Linked DNA regions of Homo sapiens: region 2 is linked to region 1. A link is a loop called in an ENCODE intact Hi-C map of the cell type or tissue named here. Cell type or tissue: endothelial cell of umbilical vein. All regions are shown on one strand.

Region 1 (2,500 bases):
GCACGTCCACTCCTAAGGCCCATGTCAAAGCTGAGCTGTCTCTCACAGGACAATCTCAGTGACTTTGCAGCTGGACTTCTTGCTTCTGTTCTTTTTCCCTTTTAGGAAATTATCCACATAGAAGCCAGAGTAATCTTTTTAAAATATCATTGTGCTCCTCTGCTCAAAACTTTTCAGTGACTTTCCATCACTTTCCTATAAAATCCCAAGGCTGGCTAAGGCTACCACCCCTCCAGATCTGGCCCCACCTGATTTTATGACCTTGTCTGTTACCACCCTCCCTTTCCATCACTTGCTCAAGCCACTCTGGCCACCGTGTTCCTCTTTAAGTCAGTCCAGTGCCTTTCCACCTCATGGCCTTTACACTTGCTAGCCCATTACTGTAGAACACGGCTTTCTCAGTTCTTTGTGAGATATATTCTCTTTGTTTTCAAATTTCTGTTCAACTCTCATATCCTGAAGGAGGTCTTCTGTGTCCACCCTGTCTAAAAGAGTTGTCCCTCTCCTACCTGCAACACCTCCTGCCAAGTCTCTTTATGTTCTCTTTCCCTGAATAACATGTTTTTCATAGAACTCATCTGGAATTCTCTCGTACACTACTTTATTATCCATTTTCCCTGCAGACCTGTAACCCCCATGAGAACAGAGGCTTAATCTGGTTTCTTGCTGTATATCTGGTGCATAAGATGTGCCTAACACATATTAGACTCTCAGTACACACACACACACACACACACACTCTTCTCCTCTTTGCTTTGGTACTTGCATTTCTCCTCTTTTCTTTGCTACTTGCTATAAAATTATCCCTGCTCCTTCACTCTTCCATAAGTAAATCAATAGTAGGCTGAACCATATGAAATGGTGACATTGTGAATACGTGATCATTTTGGAACTACAAAATGGCAGTTTCATATGGTTCAAATTAATAATATTGTATAAAAACAAAAACACATGAATGTGGCAATGACACACTGATTAAGATAACAAAGGTATTTGATAGGAAAGGTCAAACATCATGATCAGAATATTGTTCCATATAAATAAAACCTGGAGCCGCCACTGTGATGCCTCTACCTTCCTGTGAAAGTTACGAAGCCGGTAGAGAGTGACAGGATGTCTGCTTCCTGAATGATAAGAAGAAACGAATGGATTTCACACTGACAGCTTGTTAATCCACTACTTGGCAACCACAACATTGGAGACCAATCCTCAGTTTCAAAAATCCGCATTCTCTCTTGAAGTCTTATTTAAGTAATATCTGTGCAATCGATGAATGAAGCCAAACCAGAGACATGTATAAAAATCATAATGGTATTCACTGACAGATATTAGCTCTTTCTTTGCTAATCCAGAGAAAGGATTTTTTTTCATTTTTCTTTCCAGCACACCAGCTATTATTAAATTTAAGAAGTGCCAAAAACTAATCCTTTTTTTTTCCTATTTCTAACAACTGAAACATATAATCCCATGGTATTTGCACATTATACTTAATTGCAAATGGTTATCAACAGCATAAATCTCACATTAGTATGCTAGCTTCAGTGAGATTTGTTTGTACTTCCCACCTTTAATACTACGGATGGTTTAATACTGAATAATCTTTATATTTCAATACTTTCAGCTGCTTTTTACCTTTTTAGGTTTTCTTATCCAAAGTTTTCCCTGCAGCTTTGTAAGCATAATAAATCTATCGGCCTCCAAAGCCCACCTGACTTGAGACGTGATGGAGTTGGTAGGTTCACCAATTGAGTATAAGACTAAAGATTTCTTTCCTTATTCCTTTTCCAACTTTCTCCCATTGACTAATGTAATTTATATGCATGTGTATTCTGTGAGCATATTCAAACCTGAAATTTATGCTTTTGAAAAAATATAGCAATGATCAGGTTTACCTCTCTGATAACTAAATATATACTCATAATCATCAAACATTGCTAGCTCAATCTGTGCTACGCATATTCCTCCTATTAGGAAGACGTGCAGATGTTTTTGGTTATTAATCAGATACTAGATAAACAAAAAATTATTAGGAGATAGAAAATCAATTAAGTGAAAAGGAGAGTGACATCTATGCCTATGAAAGCAAGTCAGAGTTTCCTTATATGAACATAATAAATACCTAAAATTTTATCTCAACAGTTCTTTTTACCAGTTTTGAAAAAAATCCCAGCAAAATAAGTATATTGCTTAAAAATTTCATTATAAAGACACTGATAAAGGCTTACAAAAATTAAGTATACAGCATATTTTCAAATTAATCTTAACTTATATTAATCTGTTTATGTTTTTATAGAGCATTTTTCTAAGATAGTATGTGTATTAGAGAGAGAGAGAGAGAGAGAGAGTGTGTGTGTGTGTGTGTGTGTGTGTGTGTGTGTATAGTATGTGCTTCAGTAAGAAAAGACAGATGCAAATGTTAGTAGTGTGGTCCAAAACAACAATGTCCAATAATAAGGGATAATTAAGATGACTATTTTTGTTGGGGAAAAAATAATGCAGA
Region 2 (2,500 bases), 1.2 Mb before region 1:
TGGCAAAGTGGGGTCTGGCAGCCACAGGAAGCCCTTGAATGGGGAAGCAGAGAGGGAAGAGTAAGATGCCATTGGCCTGCCAGTAGGAAGCCCATGACATACTGGTGGAGCCCCAGCCCTGTTAGTACAGAAAAGATACCTGGCTGATATGCTCTGCTATATCCATCTTTGAGCCTAGATGATGTTAATTAACTCTTTAAAAATATATTAAAGCTGTGGTGGCATCTGAGAAAAGATGGTATGCTTTTAAAAGGTAGGAGTGAACAGCTCATACATTGTCCCAGGAGTGGGCTTTATTACAGAGATGGGGGAGCTCTGACCTGTTGAAGACCAAGATTCCAGGAAGAAATGTTTGTTCACAAGCAGGTTGGGAAAGGGAGATACTTCAAACAGCTCTGAGAGCAATATTTCATAAAGACAGGCAGCAGGAAGAAAGCCTTCTTAAGGCCATATTGACTTTTGCACCTAGCAAATGACCCTTACTCTTCATTCCCATAAAAAAGAGAGAAACAAACAGTAAACATTTTCAAAGGATCGGTAATGTTTTAATAGCTCTGATTAGTAAGCGGAGTATTGGGTGTTATTTCGAAGTCAAAAATTCTATCTTGGTTGATTTACCCTATAACCTGGAGCATTTTCGAGAGGCAACAGAATGGAATTGTCTCAAAGTACTGACTTTTCATTATTTTCCACGCAGATCCCTGAGGATAACAGAAGGAAAGGTTTTGTCTGGGGGAGGGTAGGCTTCTCCCAAAAAGAGAATTCTGGAAGTCAACATAATTAAACAAAGAGGAAAATGTGCCAGACAGGAGTGGGTGGGGGCTGTTTTCTCTTTGTGGTTGGTTGTGGTGCGTTCAAGATTCCTCGCCTAAGATGAGGTTCCTGAGCTTCCAGTAGGCGACTGACTGCCCAAGAGACCCAGGGCTCCGCAAGGAGACGGCGCAGGTGTCGGGGCTCCCCGCAGGTGAGGAGGCCGACGTTCCAGGAGGTCCGCCCGGGCGGTCCCTGAGTCCTGCCTCGCGGCTGCTCGCTGGGATCCGAGGGCGGAACGGGACGCGCAGGAACCCGGCCCGACGGGCGCGGCTCACACCCGTGCTCTTCCTGCGCTCTCGGCCTCACTTTGCGGCCAGAGCCGCGGCCCTGCGCGTGGCCGGCGGCCGCTTCTTTATCTCCGACCCCACTGCCCAGTACTGTACGCGTCCAGACTAAAGAAACATCATTCGCTTAAGGGGCTGGGAAAAGCGCGTGCTCCGCTCGCCCTGGCACCGCGGGTCGCCCAGCTCGCAGACTGGGACGGGCGGTGCAAGAGGTGGTGCTCCCTGTCCAGGAGGGGACGCGGAAGAGGGCATCTCTGGTCCCGGGATGCGATTGTCCCGGTTTCTCCTTCTGGCCCACTCGCCGCGCGCACGAACTCTAGGGGAAGTTGGTTGTAAAGTTTCCGAGAGCGGCGTGGGCTGGTGCGAGTGAAGCGCGGGGCGGGGGAGGCGAGGACAGAAGCTCTCCTCGCGGCGTCTTTGTTCTGCTCTGGAGGAGAGACCTTGGCAAGGAGTCGCCGGGCGGGTGCAGGGACCTACCGCCACCACATTCCGGACCCAGCGGGAGCCCTCCTCTTAATGCCCCTCCCCCCGCAAGCCAACCCAGGACATAGCCCCCAGGTCCCCAAGGTTCCGTCTACCTCATCCTTCTACCCCCAAACTTCACCAACCCGAAAGGATTCCAAGTCTGGGATGGGGAGAAAGGAAAGAGGGTGGAGGCAAAGGTGCGCGACGGGCTGGATACCAACTGGAGGGTGGGTGTTCGCATTGAAATGTTTTTTTCTTTTGCCCTAGAAATTGCTTCCCCATGCGGGCCCCTACTCTCTCCCATTTCCCCCACCTCCCTGCTTTCTTTTTCTTCAATTCTAGTGGATCTAGAAGGAAAACGAGTGCTGCTCTGAGTCACTCAGCGAGCTAATGCTATGGCCCGAAGTTGGGATCAGGGTCGAGGGGTGGGGGACCATGTGGATGGGGTCCCAATTCTGGAGGTTGAGAATGACTGGAAGGGACCTGGGGAAGGGTCGGGAGCTGTTCCTGGTCCGAGACACCTGATTTGTCCCGGACAAGGCAGTGGGGGAGGGGAAGGAAAGAGGGGATGCTCGGCTGGGACGTGTCGCGGCAGGGGGTGGAGGATGAGGAGGCGGCCTGGGACCCCGAGTCAGATCTTTGGGGTGAGCACGAGGACGTGGTGTAGGGAAGAGGACGAGTGAGCAGCGCCTGGCTGTAGGGTCAGAGGGCGCCTGGTCATCCTGAGAGCCTTGCCTTCGCAGTTTGAGATTAGGGGAAGTTCGGGGCCTGAGAAGGTGGGCGCGATGCTGGAGCTGGGAATTCTTCCTCGGAGCCCCTGGACCGAGTTGCGCTGCGCCTGCAGCAACAGGTAGCCCCGAGGGATGGGCGGAGGCCCCGGCCGAACCCGGAGCTGGCCTTTGTCCTGCCAATTAGAGGGCTCTCCAGAGGGACAGCGT

The links. Peaks named below come from ENCODE experiments on the same cell type or tissue, not always from the same donor. Only the 100,000 strongest peaks of a DNase experiment are listed, where the experiment ranks them.
Region 2: a loop joins it to region 1, with 3 times the contacts of the local background. A loop is called at or near these places in 3 of 110 quality-filtered maps.

The regions. Positions count from the first base shown.
Region 1 is chr6:22,883,537-22,886,036 of GRCh38, forward strand. No RefSeq gene overlaps it. Among named protein-coding and RNA genes, the nearest start is that of LINC03005, 170 kb to the left of the region's middle. In endothelial cell of umbilical vein, no CTCF peak of the experiment used is centred here; a DNase peak (open chromatin) is centred at 1,065; H3K27ac peaks cover 2,068 bases.
Region 2 is chr6:21,663,350-21,665,849 of GRCh38, forward strand. It overlaps LOC124901483, which reads right to left. Exons shown (of 3, transcript XM_047419653.1): 2 at 2,298-2,466; 3 at 1,192-1,609. The coding sequence ends at 1,206. Among named protein-coding and RNA genes, the nearest start is that of CASC15, 1.8 kb to the right of the region's middle. RefSeq lists a silencer at 2,329-2,500. In endothelial cell of umbilical vein, no CTCF peak of the experiment used is centred here; DNase peaks (open chromatin) are centred at 1,222 and 1,322; H3K4me3 peaks cover 1,711 bases; H3K27ac peaks cover 596 bases.